2 separate regions of the Homo sapiens genome follow, and region 1 is linked to region 2. Evidence: chromatin loops called from intact Hi-C (ENCODE). Cell type or tissue: endothelial cell of umbilical vein. All regions are shown on one strand.

Evidence for each region. A loop is a pair of places that touch in the nucleus more often than their neighbours do. Peaks named below come from ENCODE experiments on the same cell type or tissue, not always from the same donor. Only the 100,000 strongest peaks of a DNase experiment are listed, where the experiment ranks them.
Region 1: it touches region 2 in a loop (1.9-fold over the local background); 4 of 110 quality-filtered maps call a loop at or near these places.

The regions. Positions count from the first base shown.
Region 1 is chr1:154,726,352-154,734,351 of GRCh38, forward strand. KCNN3 (potassium calcium-activated channel subfamily N member 3) reads right to left here. Exons shown (of 8, transcript NM_002249.6): 4 at 6,652-6,793. LOC124904429 (a long non-coding RNA gene) reads left to right here and starts at 360. Exons shown (of 2, transcript XR_007066638.1): 1 at 360-487; 2 at 741-879. RefSeq lists enhancers at 4,119-4,928, 4,929-5,737. In endothelial cell of umbilical vein, no CTCF peak of the experiment used is centred here; DNase peaks (open chromatin) are centred at 2,850, 4,080 and 4,920; H3K27ac peaks cover 2,867 bases.
Region 2 is chr1:154,492,645-154,500,644 of GRCh38, forward strand. It overlaps SHE (Src homology 2 domain containing E), which reads right to left. Exons shown (of 6, transcript NM_001010846.3): 2 at 6,468-6,594. Among named protein-coding and RNA genes, the nearest start is that of TDRD10, 5.6 kb to the right of the region's middle. In endothelial cell of umbilical vein, no CTCF peak of the experiment used is centred here; DNase peaks (open chromatin) are centred at 797, 3,077, 3,387, 4,487 and 1 weaker place; H3K4me3 peaks cover 1,656 bases; H3K27ac peaks cover 6,980 bases.

The sequences.
Region 1 (8,000 bases), 230 kb after region 2:
GTCAGCTGCCAAGCTGTGCAGCGGAAGACAGAGGGGCCAGCACACACGGGCCCTCTCTCCCTCAGGCAGGTCTCCATCCCACTGCCAGCTCTAGACCAGCAGGCCTGGGAGGAAAGAAGGTAGGCCATCAGCTGGGGTGCAGATGGAACACCTGCCAGTGGCTGAGAGTGTTCCTGAAAATAATCGAATGAAGAGGCAATACCTTTCCCCAGGGCTTGTTTCACAGAGGGCACCCAGGTTGGCACGAACACGTGCACTCAGTGACTGTGCCTGCTCTACACTTGGGCTTTTTCACCTCAAGGTTTACGCTATGACTCAGCACAAGGAATCGGTTCCTTCCTGCCTTCACCAGGAGGCTCATGAATTCACCGTCATGCAGAGATTTTAAAGACAACACCACTTCTGCTGGATCAAAACCGGGATTTTAAGTGAGCCCGCAGCAGACCCTTGGGATTTTCTGGAACAGCGATCCTAGTCTGCTCGGTAGGTCCGTGCCAGGGGAGCCCGGGGGAGGGTGGGCAAGGAAGCAGGCTCTGCTGAGCCCCCAGAATGGTGGGACTCACTTTCTCTCTCCTAATCCTCTGGGTGCATACTTGACTGTCTGGGAAATAAGCAGGGAATTCCCTGCACATTCCAACATTCTCCCAATGCATTTTAAAATCCTCTTCGCTAGGCTTCTTGGTTGGCTTGTGAGCATAGGGGGAATTCAGAGACTCACTACTCCCCTGGCTCTTCGGCAGGCAGCGGGAGTCAGCTCCATCCTTCTGCAAGCGGACTCCCGTCAGAGACCATCGCCCTCTGCCTGCATGCTGTGCCCTGCGCCGCCCTGACCACCACTCATGGAAAGAGATGATGAACTTATTAAAGCCAACAACCGAATCCTGTATGTCAAACAGTAATTCTAGTTGCCACAGAACCCAGTCTAGCAGTTGAGGTCCCAGAATGGAAGGAATCTGTCAGTAACATTTTTGGCTCATCAGGTCTTACAAAATGTGTGAGAAGCAGAAAAGAATGTTTTTCAAAGGTACTATAATCTATAACCGACTTGGAAGGAATGCATATGGGTGGATCCATTCCCTACTCTCTCTTTTAGAAGCTATTTCTCTCTTTATCCCACAGGCTGACAAAGGCTAGCCTGTGTGAAGTTTCAATGTGGTTGAAGTTCACAATGCTTTCTCCTCGTTTCCCACAAGGGTCCCCATTAAAACAATCTAGTGTTTCTCAGTACATTTGTTGGCCTTGTCACAAAGTGAAAAGAACCAAGTCTGTGTGAACTTTCCTTTTCTGACCTCATTTTCCTCTTTTGTTCGAGGACGGCTGTGTTTTTTCAGCTTCTGTGACTTACAGGAGACTCTGTGCCCAATTTTCAAAGGATCTGGGCAGTTGCACAGCCTGGTCTGTAGCTGTAATCAATTTAGCCATGCCTCCAAAAGCAAAAAATAGCTTAAAAGAAGCCATCCTAGAGGGAAGATGTGTGCTCCCTTCCCCTCGACCGGACGGAGTATCATCCCTCTCCTTTATATGGAGTTCCAAAAGTACTTTGGGCTGAAAGCCCAAAAAGAGGGCTATATCATAGCGTTAAAAATGGAACATCAGATGGAGAGGGTTCTCCCCAGGTTCCATTCTCCCTCCTCTCGCTAGGCCCAGGCAAAACTCTACTTAAATCATCCCTGAAAGCTGGGGTCCAATAGGCCTGAAGAGGGAGCTTCCCTGTTCCATGCTATTTTGGGAATGTAATCACAACAATCAATCATCCACCATTCCAAATTTCCAGGGTCTAGATGGGGTGTTTCACAGCGCTTGCCATGGCCCACATTTTAGCTGGCTGATTGCAGGGGGGGCTTTTAATGAGAAGCTAGAGTGTTTTATCTAATGAACCACCTGTCTCACATGATGAAGATAAATTTCTCTCTGGAGGCAGGACAGTGGACTAGATGACACTTCCCAGTTTCTTTCAACATAGAGATGTTATGACTCCCTTGTGAGTATTCCTCTAGAGGATGCTGCATTCTTAACCCTTAATTCCAACTTAAATGGATGCTCTCAGCTTCATTTTTCCATTGACTGGATGTAATTAGGGCAGTCACCAGTAATGACACCTAACCTGGTCTTTTCCATTAAGAGGCAACCTAATAAAGATGGGGCCAGACATCAGCAGCCTTCATAAAGTGGTGGAGGAATCCTGAAGCCTAGACTGCTGAGCCTCTGCAGACTGTGCGGGGTGCGGGGCGGGAAAATGAAGAAGGGAGAGAAGACAATAGAACAGGAGGGGAGGGGAGGAGAGAGGAGAAAAGAGAAGAGAAGAGGAGAAAAGAGAAGAGAAGAGAAGAGAAGGTGGGTGCAGGGAGAGGTAAAGCTGGGCAGAAAATGAGATGGGGAACAAGTTGCGTTGCATCCTAAACAGCAAGGGTCAAGGGGGGAAAGAGAGAAGGAGGAGGCTGAAGAATAAGAAAAAATGATGGGCTGATGGGATTGAGAGAGGAAGGAAGAACAAGGAGCCTAAGGCTTGAGCCAGAAGTCAATGGTCCATTTTGGCCCTTTAGAGGACATGAAGGAAGTGCCAAGGGATCCCACCCTGCTGTGTCCATCTTCAAGTGGTATAAGGATTGCCTGTCCCCTGGGTCCCCTTTGGGATGCTGGGCCCTTTCACTTAGGTGAGTTAATAGTCTGACAGGCCACAGTGGCAGCCTGGCAGTGCTGTGTCACATGGCAGTGATGCAGGTTAGTTTTAAGAGACAAATCACCGAGGGCCTGGCTAACTGTGGAATCTTTGAAATGGCTGGTGGGTAGAGGGGGTGTGTGAGGAGGGAGGAAGCAGGATGGGAAAGGGTAAACAGCTGCTGCTATGACTTCCCTGGGGTCAGACTGGGGGGAAGAGCCATGACTCAGCCTTTTGCTTTCAGATATGCCAAGTCCTGAACCACAGGGGACATCAACTGGAGTCCCTGGATGTGCTCTGTCCAACTTCCAGTTCCATGGGGCGAGGGGAGTGGATGGGGTCCACTTCTGATGAGCTGGAACTTCCCAAGGCACGTGGGCGAGAGGGAGCACCGAGTGCATGGAGAGAGGGTGGCTGGGACGGGGTGAACACGCCTAACTCTAGAGATTCGGACCCAAATCTGGACCGAGACTCCTCCACACCAGTCCTCCCACCTCTTGTTTTCAAGAAACATTTTCCAGCTGGAAAACCTTAGAAGCTGGAAAAACAAGTATCCCAAGGGGAAAAGTATGAGGTGTTCTTAACTAAAGAAGCATAAAATAAAATAAAACACAAATGAAAGTGACAAATGGAGGAGGGAAGCCTGGAGGATTTACAGTTGGATTCTGTTTCTGCAACAGATTCCATGCAACAACTAAAATAACATCAATTGGTTTGAAACCAAGGTGTTTCGGGAGAAGCTCATCTTCTAAAACTGACATTAAGCAGATGTCTTGCTGAGCCCTCTTTTTGCCTCCTCCCGAAATGACTCAATTTGTGCTACCTTTTACTTCATCATCACTTTCCCTTGGCAGTTCAGAGGCATCTCTCATGAGGCCATTGGGGAAAAGCTCAGCGTCCCTGCAGATATCCAGAAGCTTTTGCCTGTTTGTCCATAACTGATGAAGGGTCTACAGAGAGAGTCCAGCTTTAGAAAGAGGCTAGATTGAAACAAAGTTATGCCAAGCAGCCTTGGGGGCTTTGGGGTCTTCCAGATGCCTACAGAATCAGAAGGTCAGCATTGCACATCTTTTAGGTTGCACTGTCATTTCCAATTCTGGATACTAAATATTGACAGCTTTCTCTCTACTGTGTTGTCACCATGATCATGAAAAATCCTTATGGAAAGATGCTGGACTTTAATGTAGCTGCTTTTGTGGGTGAAATCTCTCAAACACACCAGGTCTGTGCCAGCCATGGCAAGTTGTTCAGACAATTATATACCCTGCTTAATGGTTGATAATTACATTGTTACTGGGATTGCCAAGAGAAAACAATGATTAAGACTATTTACAGGCCACACACACACAAATCCTTCCTTTCCCTTCCCAAGCAGGCCTTGCCTTGGCCTTCCTGGTGTCCATGGTAACCAAACAGGAAGCCCTACCTTTAGTAAAGGCACTTGCAATAATAATTGGGAGCTATACATAGTGTTGGGAGGTTGGGAGGAGGAGGGGAAAGGATCCTCAGCAAAGTGAAACCCTGGCTAGGAGTGACTCAGCTAGAAAAATCACATTTGTTAGAAAAATGCCACCAGGGTTCCTCACTGTGGCTGACCCCAGAGTGAGGCGACTGACTTTAATTTGGGTGAAAAACACTGACAATAAATAGAGGAAACCTCCCTGTTCCTGTATATAGAAAGGTGTATATTTATGCACAGGGTTTTGTACAAAAAGAGATGAAAGGCCTGGGCTGTATTTTTCATATGGAAGGTGGGAATTGGCTCCTCATCGTCCGTTTCTTCTTTCCACTTTGATCACACCTCAATCCACAGGGAACAGAACGCTCTCTCTGGGGGAGCACTGCACACCCAGACAGCAAAAGGGGGTGCTGAAAGACAAACAGCCTCCGGACCCCAAAGAGAGGCAGGGGTGGGGCCAGGGTCTCGCCTGTTCCGCTCAGCTGTGCCAGAGTAGAGCCAGGAGATGCGGAGTCCAGGAACCAGGAAGCCAGGTCTTTGGGGTGCTGCTTCTTGGATGGGGACAGCTATGTGCTGAGAGGGGAAAAGGTCGGTATTTTAAAATAACAGAGGCTCCCGGCAGGGCCCATCCACCTACTGGCAACCCTGCTCTGTGCCAGCCCTGGCTGAGAGCTGGTTCTGAGGCACAAAGCCCCAGGAGTGACTCTAAGAAGGAAAGATTTGGCCTTCAGTGGCATTTCATTCCTTTCTGGTAAGAAGCGTCTTTCCCCGGTTTCCTCGTGACAGTTGGTGCTATGCCAAGACAGACTCCTACTAACCGATGGGAGGTATTTGTTCTAAAGCCTTGCACTTACCCGTGATTTATCACAACCCCAGCGCTAAGCTTTTTGTCATTAGCTGCTGTCGTAGGACCTGCCTGCTAATAGGGACCTGCCCTGGACTGGAGTCAGAAAGGAGGAGAGAGCCTGGCCCCTCCTGCTCAGCAGGCTGACTGCCCCAAGCCTGGGTCTGACCGTCTGGTCCACCAATATCAGCCCCAGGAAGCCAACAAGACGGAGTGGGGTGGGGAGTGGGGGCAGCCCCCAGCCGCTGTGAGGCGTTCACTCAGACCCTGCAGGAAGACCTGCGGCCCTCCCTTTGCACTGCAGAAAGGGGTCACTGCCCTTCCAGAAAGAGGGTCTTCATCTCTTCTGGAGGCAACGGGGGTGACAAATGGAATCTGAGGGATCACTGCAAGGAAGGATTTTCACAAAGGTGTGAGGGGGGCTGTGGACGGGGGGCTGTCCTTGGGAGGGTTGCGGTCTCCAGCCATGGAGACCCAGAGCCACACCACAAGCAGCCTGACCACTTCTCACCCCGCCACCTCCCCCAACACTACCCAGGCTTAGATGTGCTTTCCTCTTTCAGCCTCAGTTTCCTCCTCTGAAAAAAGTGTCCAACCCTGGTCTGACACTGTTCTAGGATTCCAGGACGAAGGCCAAAGAGCAGCAGCTGCCTGTCCTGGACCCAAAGTGCAATGAGGCCCAGGGAACACTTCACCAATTTGCAACTGAAGGACACTGAGGACACCACCAACACTGACCTGTGTGTGGCCGCTTCTCGTTTTCAAAGCACTTTAACATAAATCATTGCATTTGGTCCTTGCACAAACCAATGGGGAGGGCAGGGCAGGCCCTCCATCTCCACTTTCCCCTGGAGGATGCTCAGGTCCAATATGCAGAGTGCCTGGCCCAGGGTCCACAGTGAGCAGAAACTCAGACCCCACATCCCTCTCATAAGCCACACTGTGATGGCCATGTGACAGGTGAGAGTGTGTGCCTCCGCGAGAGTGTCGAGTGTGGGTGGTAGGGCACTGGGCAGGAGAGATACACCTTGAAAGGGCACGGCACACCTGCTGGGCACCTGGAGATGGGATCACAGCCTTGCCAAATGCCAGTGCTGCAAAGCACTTGGCACTCAGAGCCCAGCCCCTCCATAGGCAGAGGTGGAAGCAGAAGCCTGGGAAAGGCAAGAGCCAGCCCAGGGCCATGTGGACAGCCCCGTCCAGGACTCAGGTCCCAAAGGCCGACTCAGTGCTCTTTCCCCAGTCCCTGCTTCTGTGAGTTCCAGCTAAACATGATCAGAAATGGTGCCAAGGTCAGTGGGACCAAGGCAACAGGAAGGAGGACAATAAACTGCAAGCTCCAGTGCTCACTGGAGGTGAGCAAACTGGGTGGCTGCACAGCAGTGGGGTGGGCATCAGAGCATTGGGCCAGGACCAGCTTCACCCAGCCCATTTTGAGGGAGCTGTGAATAGACCATTAACTGCCAGGAGTCCAGGTCTCATTCTTACCTTAGAAAAGTTAACTGAAAAGTGAGAAACCATTGCAGATTTCCCACCTGACATTTTATGTGTAGGGGACACACATGCAGGTCGGTTAACTAACAGCCACCCCCCGCTCTGCGGCTAGGAAGGCCCCTATGTGCTTGCAAGAAAGAGTTCAGCTCTTTGCCACATTTTAAGGGTAGGGAATGGGGAGAGGCGGGTACTCACCATGATGCCAGTGAGGAGACAGACACCTTTCCCACAGTATGTGTGGGGCACCATGTCCCCATAACCAATGGAAAGGAATGTGATGGAGATGAGCCACATGGCACCCAGAAAGTTACTAGTTACGTCCTGCTGGTCATGGTACCTGCCAATGGGAAGACAGGAGTTAGTCGATGAACAGCCATTCCTGGGAGTAAGGGCTGTGGGCAAACCTAGAGCGGGGAAGGAAATGAGATATTTTGCTGAGGAAGAGGCAGCAGTGACGGTGGCTCACACAGATCTCTTTAGGCTACTGAAGGGGCTGCAACTGTGCCCACCCAGGTCCCACCTGCAGCCCCCCGTCCCGTTGGCCTCCCGCCATGAGCTTGGTCCCAGAGATAAAATGTTTTGTCATGATTTGCACCTCATTGTAGACATCCTTTTAGTGTTGGTAAGATAGCTTTGGATGAAATCATGCAGTAATAAAATTCAAATTTTCCCTTCCAAGCCGACAGTCTAAATGTATGTGGATGTGATTAATCTGAAATCACAAGCTCCTGAACAGGGAAAATGTCAAAAAAAAATTACCAAACATATTCAGCGATTTCCTCTAAGAAAGTTGAAGCATCTCAAAGACTGGCATCTCCCGGGGGTCTGGAGGGAAGCTGTGGTGGTTGGGGCTCTCGTGGAGCTGTCTCTAGAGGGGGCTCTGGGGTGTCCACAGAGGCCTCCCTTTCTGAGTCAGACAGGGGCTTGTAGCTGCCCCGCCCTGGGAGGAACCAACTGGAAACATCAGCACCATTTCCTCTGCCCGGATGCCTATTCCACCCCATCCCCTTCCTCCCTCCCTTCATCCCCAACACCAAGACCTGCTGCATGCCAGGCTCTGTGCCAAGTACTGAAATACAGAGATGAATACCACACAGCCCCTGCCCTCAGGGACCCAGCCCAAGAGAGGGGTTTGCCAAGGAGGCAGACATCTGCAGAGGGGTGCAATCAGGGGGTGGACAAGGTGCCCTGGGGATGGAGGCAGAGGGCAATGACCTTGACCCAAACACATGAGGGTCCACAGAGGTGCCACAGAGGAGCAAGGCTTGCATTTTCCAGGCAGGCCCAGAGGAACGGGTGCTCTGGGCAGAGAACCCTAATGAAAGCCCAGGGCTTATACAAAGTGCAGCAAGGGAGCTGGTTGCAGGCTGGGTGGCAGGGCTGGTGAAGGTGAGTCCTCTTCCAAACCGTTCTCTAATGGGATCAGCCTGAACAACACACAATAGACTCTGTATTTTATACTGTAGGGCTTCACCTCTTGATAAAATCTCCTCTTAACCACTTGGAGGCCACTGGATGGGGAAAGCTAAGAACAAAGGGCCAGG
Region 2 (8,000 bases):
ATACTCTGTTCTTGGTTCAATTAAGACAAGGCTGTAATTTTTTTAAAAGGAACTTTTCTAAAGAACTAAGAAAAGGGAAGCAGAAAACACAAAGGAGTTCAAAGGATGAATATAGAATACAATTTTAAGGTTTCTAATCATAGTTTACACTCAGTTGAGACCATCTGGCACAGGCTGGGGAAACCCTTTCCCAAGGTCCTTGCTGCAATTCTGCCCCAGCTAAACTAAAAGGAAAAAGAGGTGATTCTAACATTAAGACAGAAGGAGCCCTGCTCACAAGGACATTTCAATACATTTGGATTAAAATGTACAGGGTGGATGGGCAGTGTTCCTACCGGGCCTTCCAGCCCACCTCCCCTAAAATAAAATAAAATGATGTATAGTGATTAGAATCTTGAGTTCTTATTACACACGCGTTTGAGTTTTTACTTTTGCAACGAGGTCCTTCTATTTAGACAGTCTCCCCACACTTAGAGTTCTGGGAGATACACAAAGCATGGAGTTGAGAATGCTTTCTTGCAGGGTCCTGGGATTAGGCAAAATCTGCAAACTGCTATCATCTTTTGAAACAATGTTTAATTAGGGGAAGAAAGGGCTTGAGCACAGGCCTCCCCTCCCCACACCACCCCCCTCTTCAAGGGGAGTAACCTTCCAGTCCATTCCAACACCTGGCTGCCCCCAAACCTGAGGCGCCATAGAAACAGAAACAATCGTGGGGCTGCAAGCCGACCCTTCCTGCAGGGAGAATAGCCCCTGACGTGCAGAGCTGGCTCCAAGAGGAAACGAGCCTGAGAAGGAGGAAATGGCAAGAGGAAGCTACACCCTGGCTGCCGATAGAGGCCATTTACCACAGCAGACAACAGAATGCAGGGGACGGGCAGCAGATAAACACTCATTTGCAGCCTGGGGCTGAAGCTCAGCACTGACCTGCACCTACTAAAAACATGCAGTTGGTTGGTGTGAAACATTATAGGGGCCCAAAATTTTCCCTTCTCAATCCCCAACTCGCTGCAGGTAATTATGTCATTCACATGAAAACACAAAAACAAGAAAGTCTTAGCAGAAGACTAAGATTTTCTTTTACTAAATTAACTGTAGTTAGCAATAAGTATTGCCCTATATGGTCCAGAATGCTCTTTGGAAATATAATTGTCTCTGGAGTGTCTAACTCACGGCTGTACTGACTAGGTATACACCTGCTAGGTGTATTATGCCCAGAATCTCACTGATGCCTCACTAAGGCAGTGACAGATGTGTTACCCCATTTTCACAGGTGAATACACGGAAGCCACAGTCATGCAGCAGTTATGGTGAGGCCAATTATTACCAACTCCAGAGTCCATGCTTTATGCTCAAATGATTTCACGTAAAATGTTAATTCCAATTTCCAAATAATGTGCCTTTTCCCCTAATCCATTTTAACCCATTTCATGTTTCCAAAACATTAAACTTGGAGCCTCTTAAGACTCTATTTTCCTCCTGGAATCAGAAACAGGGCTGCCCGACAATTTTTTACTCATATCTTTGATCAGTGCTCAAGCTTTTAAAATTACTTTAATATTTTCTTATTGAATAAATCTAAACATCTGAACAAAAGCAGGTACAATTCAGAAACCCTGAAATTTAGCGAGGAGAATAAAGACAAATTAAATCAAAACCAGTCTTCATTTGCACTTTTTTCCATAAGAGGTTTTTTCTGTTTAAATCACAGGCAAAGACAGACATAACAGTTTTTTTTTTTTTTTTTTTTTTAGAGATGGGGTCTCACTATATTGGCAAGGTTGGCCTTGAACTTCTGGCCTCAACTGATCCTCCCACCTTGGCCTCCCAGAGTGCTAGGATTATAGGCATGAGCCACCGGGCCCGGCAGATGGAGTTTATAGTTTTTTTTTTTTTTTTTAATGGAGACTCGAACAGTGAGGTTCTCTTTTAGATTTGACTATTTAAACAAACCAACAAAATCATTTGGAAGTAAAAATAAAATTTTAAAAATAATCTTTGACTGGAGCTCAAAAGCTAAAACCACAGCTTGCTGAATGACATGGTATTTTCAGTTGTGTAATTTGAACAAATTATTTAATCTTTCTGAACCTAGGTTTCCTCAACTGTATAAAGAAACCCGCTTGCACGGTGGCTCACTTTGTGGCTGGCAATCCCAGCACTTTGGGACGCCAAGGCAGGAGGATGACTTGAGGCCAGGAGTTCGAGACCAGTCTGACCAACATGGTGAAACCCCGTCTCTACTAAAAATACGAAAATTAGCCAGGTGTGGTGGCAGGTGCCTGTAATCCCAGTTACTTGGGAGGCTGAGGCAGGAGAATCACTTGAACCTGGGAGGTAGAGATTGCAGTGAGCTGAGATTGCACCACTGCACTCCAGCCTGGGCGACACAGCGAGACTCCGTCTCAAAAAAACAAACAAACAAAACACTTTACAGGGTTGCTGCAAGATTTAGTGAGGTAATTTGGCCAGGCTGGTACCTAGTAAGCTCTCAATTTACAGCTGTATGACATCAACTGCAGAAAGAATCCTCATGCTAACTAGCCAATGGGAACTTTTAAAGACCTGTCCGATGCTAATGTTTCAAAGCGGTGGCTAAAACTCCTAATGCTAGATTATGTAGAATATTTCTGCCAAATATTTAGCTAAATATCTTAGCTAGAATATTTAGTTAAAATGTTCCTGTGAATTTAGCAGAAAAGCAACAGAGGTTTATATTAATATTGCCTTGTATTCAGTCATATCTTTTTATGAACAATCCTTTGGATAAATCTCAGTGATAATTTACTCATAAACTCATAAATTCTTAACTTTTAAAAGTTAAGAGCAAAGTTTTGGGGGGACCCAGGCTTCCTGGGTCCCATAGCGATTTGGCCACAGGAAAGCCATGGGCTTCTCTCAGTTTCCTCTGCCCCTGAGGTAGATGCTGGCTCCTATTCTCAACTTCATGGCACTTATCATGCTTTTCAATGACTTATCTTCTTTGCTGGTAGGTCTGTTTCCCCCTTAGGCTGTGAGGTCCAAGGGCAGAAATCATGTGGGTCTTGTTTCCTGTATGCCCAGAGCTCAGGACAGGGCCTAGTACATAATAAAAAAAAAAACCTCAAGAAATATTTGTTGGGTATTCTAAAACAACATATGGGCAGTATTCTACACGCCCAAGATATTGTTAAAACCAGGCCTGTAATTCCCATTTCACCGGTAGAAAAAAGGCAATGCAAAGAATGGCAACACAGATTTAACCACTCCACAGTTCAACTGTGTTCATTAAAATCCTTTCCATCTTCAGAAATGCTGAAACAAGTAAAAAAAACTCTCATTTCTCAAGAAAGACGGGAAATTTCCGAACTTGGACTTGACAATCAGGTACACAAGGAGCAAACTGAATAAAAAAGTAAAAGGTTTAAAAAACAAAAAACAAAAGCCCAGCAGCAAATCTTTTATTTCTAGCTTCCGATAAACTCACTTCCTGTTATTCTGTCCAGCTTGTAACCTACGGGTAGAATAAGAGGTAGAGTCTCTACACTGATTGAGAAGGTGCTTTGTGATATATATTCTAAATGAAGAAACTTTAAAATCCACGAGTACAACTTTTTTAAAGTTAAGACCAAAGTATACTTAGATCACTAGTTTAGAAAGTTAGTAATTTGGATTTTTAATAAATTTGAATTTATTTGCCAACTGAATATATTAATTTTGTATTCCTAAATGAATTTATTTTCAGAAATTGTTTAAAACAGAGCATGGAACTTAATACACACTCAAATATTAAATGCTAGCGATTATTATTACATTTATTCCATGTTGGACAATTCTGACTTCTGAAGACAACATTCTTGGTTGAGTGGAAAGGTGCCTCACTTACGGGTGAAGTTTACAGTGGTTTTGCAAACGGCATTTCAAGTGTGTCCTGAACGCCATGTGGTGTCAGGGGCAGACCACTCAATGTGGAGTGGGAGATCCGGGTGCTAATTCCTGCTCTGTCTCTTAAAATGTCTCCTTAACACAGGCAAGCCCCAATCCCTTTGATCTTGTTTTTTGTCACCCTGTCACAAGGGGGACAGCATTGTAGTCCCCTAGCTTATAGAGCTCTTGTGGGAATTACATGAAAAAAAAAACAAAAAAACCCCCCAAAATTATATTCATTTTTATAAAATCACAGCACATTTCCTCTTATCAGTGCAGCTCTCCAAATAAACAGATGTATGGTATAAACTACCTACTTCAGTTAAAGAGAAAGATAAGAATAAAAACCCAAGGACAAAGAAAGGTGAATCACAATTAAGCATAAAACTTTTTTTTTTAAGAAAATCCTTTTCCTCAATTTTATGTAAAAGTAAATTCTTTTCCCTATTCCTTTCAAGGCTCTGATGTTTTTTAAAACTCTGACAGTTCATTTTCACTTCCTTTCATTCACAGATTTCATTAGGGGTCACAGTCCAGTGACCTTCAGGGTCACAGCCTGGCCAGGGTACACCCTCCCCACACGGAGGGCCTTATCTCTGTAAGCAGAGAAGCAGGAAGCGGAGCCAGGCTTTCCTGTTCCAGCTCGTTTTCATTCTGAAGACTGTCTTGGCCCTTCCAGTGTGCTGCTGCTACTCTCTGCTCAACTCTTCTGAGACTATACTTAGAGAACCTGAGCTTGACAGCTCTTCAATCTGTTCTAAACAGAAGAGACAAAGTCTTTCATGTGGGACCAGTTACTCTTCCCAGGCATGAAACCCACAAGAGTCAAATAAGGCTCCCTTGAGTCAGCATTCAGCAATTACATTTCTCATTATGGATGGAAGACTGTTTAAGGAAAACTAGGTGAAGACATAAAGTTCACAAATAAATCTATATTATTTTTATTTAAGTATCATTTACATCAACTTAAGAGAATTATGACTAAAAGGGAAAAGTTTGACACTAAGAATGACAGAGTGACTGCTTAGCTCACAAACTGGAATTGTTCTGACTTGAAAAGTTACAAGATTAGTCTTTGGTTTTAGGTGGTTGCCTTGAATGGCTTGGTTTACACAGCAATGATTTTTTTTTCTTTTCTTTTTTTTTTGAGACAGAGTTTCCCTCTTGTTGGCCAGGCTGGAGTGCAATGGCACGATCTTGGCTCACCACAACCTCTGCCTCCCGAGTTCAAGTGATTCTCCTGCCTCAGCCTCCTGAGCATCTGGAATTACAGGCATGCACCACCATGCCCGGCTAATTTTTTATATTTTTAGTAGAGACAGGGGTTTCTCCACGTTGGTCAGGCTGATCTCGAACTCCCGACCTCAGGTGATCGGCCCACCTCGGCCTCTCAAAGTGCTGGGATTACAGGTGTGAGCCACCACACCCAGCCAGCAGTAATTTATAATTACTGCTTAGTAATTAAATTCTTGGCTCCAATATTGTAGAACTTGTTGAGAAAGTCTTCTACTACAAAATACAGAATCACATCATGTTTGCAGTTTTTGTTTGTTTTTTTTGAGACGGAGTTCCACTCTTGTTGCCCAGGCTGGAGTGCAATGGCTCAATCTTGGCTCACTGCAACCTCTGCCTCCCAGGTTCAAGCAATTCTCCTACCTCAGCCTCCCAAGTAGCTGGGATTACAGGCATGCGCCACCATGCCTGGCTAATTTTGTATTTTTTTTTAGTAGAGACAGGGTTTCTCCATGTTGGTCAGGCTGGTCTTGAACTCCTGACCTCAGGTGATCCGCCCACCTTGACCTCCCAAAGTGCTGGGATTATAGGCGTGAGCCACTGCGCCTGGCCTTTTTTTTTTTTTCCTTTTTGAGACAGGGTCTTGCTTTGCTGCCCAGGCTGGAGTGCAGTGGCGCAATCTTGGCTTGTTGCAACCTCCTCCTCCCTAGTTCAAGTGATTCTCGTGCCTCAGCTTCCCAAATAGCTGGGATTACAGGTGTGCACCACCACACCCGGCTAATTTTTGTATTTTTAGTAGAGATGGGGTTTCACTATGTTGGCCAGGCTGGTCTCAAACTCCTGGCCTCATATGATCTGCCCGCCTCTCTCCCAAAGTGCTGGGATTATAGGCACGAGCCACTGCACCTGGCCATCCTTGCATTTTTTAATAGATTAAAATCCCTTAAGTATGTATTTGCTTCTTGGTAAGATGTATGACTCCCATTATGAATGTTAAAGCTTCTGAAAGTGGCCCCAAAATGTATATAATCATGTTAAAACTGAACATCATATTCTGAGCAGATCTGCACTCATAAATGTCATCTTGCATAGAACTAGAAAAACTTTGAAGACTCCTGTAAATTCTAAAACTCTGAAGGATACTAAATCATACAGGAAGTTACCTAAATAGTCCGACATTAGTTTGGGGTCTAATTTCTGTTTCTTCAAGTCAGCAGGATCTGGGTAAATTGCTTTATCCCTCTTCCCCAATAGACACCGGTTACTATATTACAACACTCACTGAGTGTGAGATTTCAGTCTCTATTCTGTAGAGCCTGCTTACAAACCTGTTATCATTTGCTGTGCATCATATGGTTCCATGTAACCGTCGTTCTCTCCGACTCTCTCTGCATCCCTTTGACCCTTTGTCCGTTTGGCATCATAAGGGTCAGCATAGTCTTCTAAAATGATGACCTGAAAAAGAACAAGAGAGGACAGTTGCTAAGGGCCACCGTATACCAAAATGGCAATGGTATCAAAATGGCTACTGACATCTCCTGCATATCCAAGGAGGTCAAAATCTCTATAACCAGTTCCAGATAGCTTTTGCACTTGATCATGTGTCCCAGTTAGACAAACACCTGTTTTTTTTGGTTGTACAGTTGATTTGCAACAATTCATCTAACTCTTTCACTTATCCCCAAGGCTCTTTATACCTCCCTTTATTTCTCCAAGCAATAAAACATTTTCTGGGTTAGAGGGTGGCAGGGGTGGATGTGGGGAGTGAAGGCTACCTGTGGCTTTAGAGCATAAAGGGTATGTGGCTTTACCACATACCCTTTATGAATTGAGTTTTTTAAACTCCAATCAGCTGAGCAGTACAGTCATAATGAGTCAGTCAGTCATCCACCAGCACTGGCTAGGCACTGTGAAGGAGTCAAAATAAACCCAAGACATGCTTCCTGTCCTCAAGGAGTGGATCACAGCTCCAAAGACACAGGCTTCATAGATGAGAAGTAGGTCAGTACTAAACAGTATTGTAGGTGTTCTACGTTCAATAATTCACAGGCAAACTGACTGTCACAGGCTACAGACCAGATAGGGTTTTGATCCCTATCTGGGATCCCCTATTTTGTGTCAGAAAGCATCCATCTTTCCAAAAATAGAAGGCACCTGAGGAGGTGGTGTGTGACAACATGGGTGACAACACCAGAGGGTAGGGGACCCTTCTCAGGAAGGAAGCTCCAGGCCTTGCTCCACAACCTCTGTTACATTCTCCAAAGAGTTTAGAAGTAACACTGGAGTTGGTGAGAATTCAGATACATGAGGAGAAGCGAAGAGGAGGAAACAGCCTGGAAATAGCCTCAGAAACCTCAGACACCCAGAAGTGACAACCATAAAAATAACCAGACAACCACTGCAAGGGACTGTGACTGCGACTGCCATTCACTTAATCCATTTTTCTTGACTACCCACCATGTGTACCGCATTTGCAAGATACAGTGAGCCCTTGGCTTCAAGGTGCTTGTGATCTAGTCACACAGTCAGGTGGACCACTGAATAACATATGAGCTGGGTCCCCGTCCATCTTTACACAGCTCTCCACTCAGTGCCTGGCTCAGGGTGGGCATGCTGTATTTACAGCATGAAAAAATGAATGGAAGAATGAACAGAAGTGCCCAATGCAGACATACACAGCATGTGTTATGGGCTCTTGACTTCAACCAGGGAGGTAGCATGTTTGAAGCCTGGGCAAGAGAAAATTAAAGCTCCCATGCATGTTAGGAAGTGATTGCCTGGACCGGAGTCTGAAATCTCGATTTGAGCTCTTCTCTCTCCCCCTTTCACATCGGAGAGAAGATAAAAACAACCAGATCGGA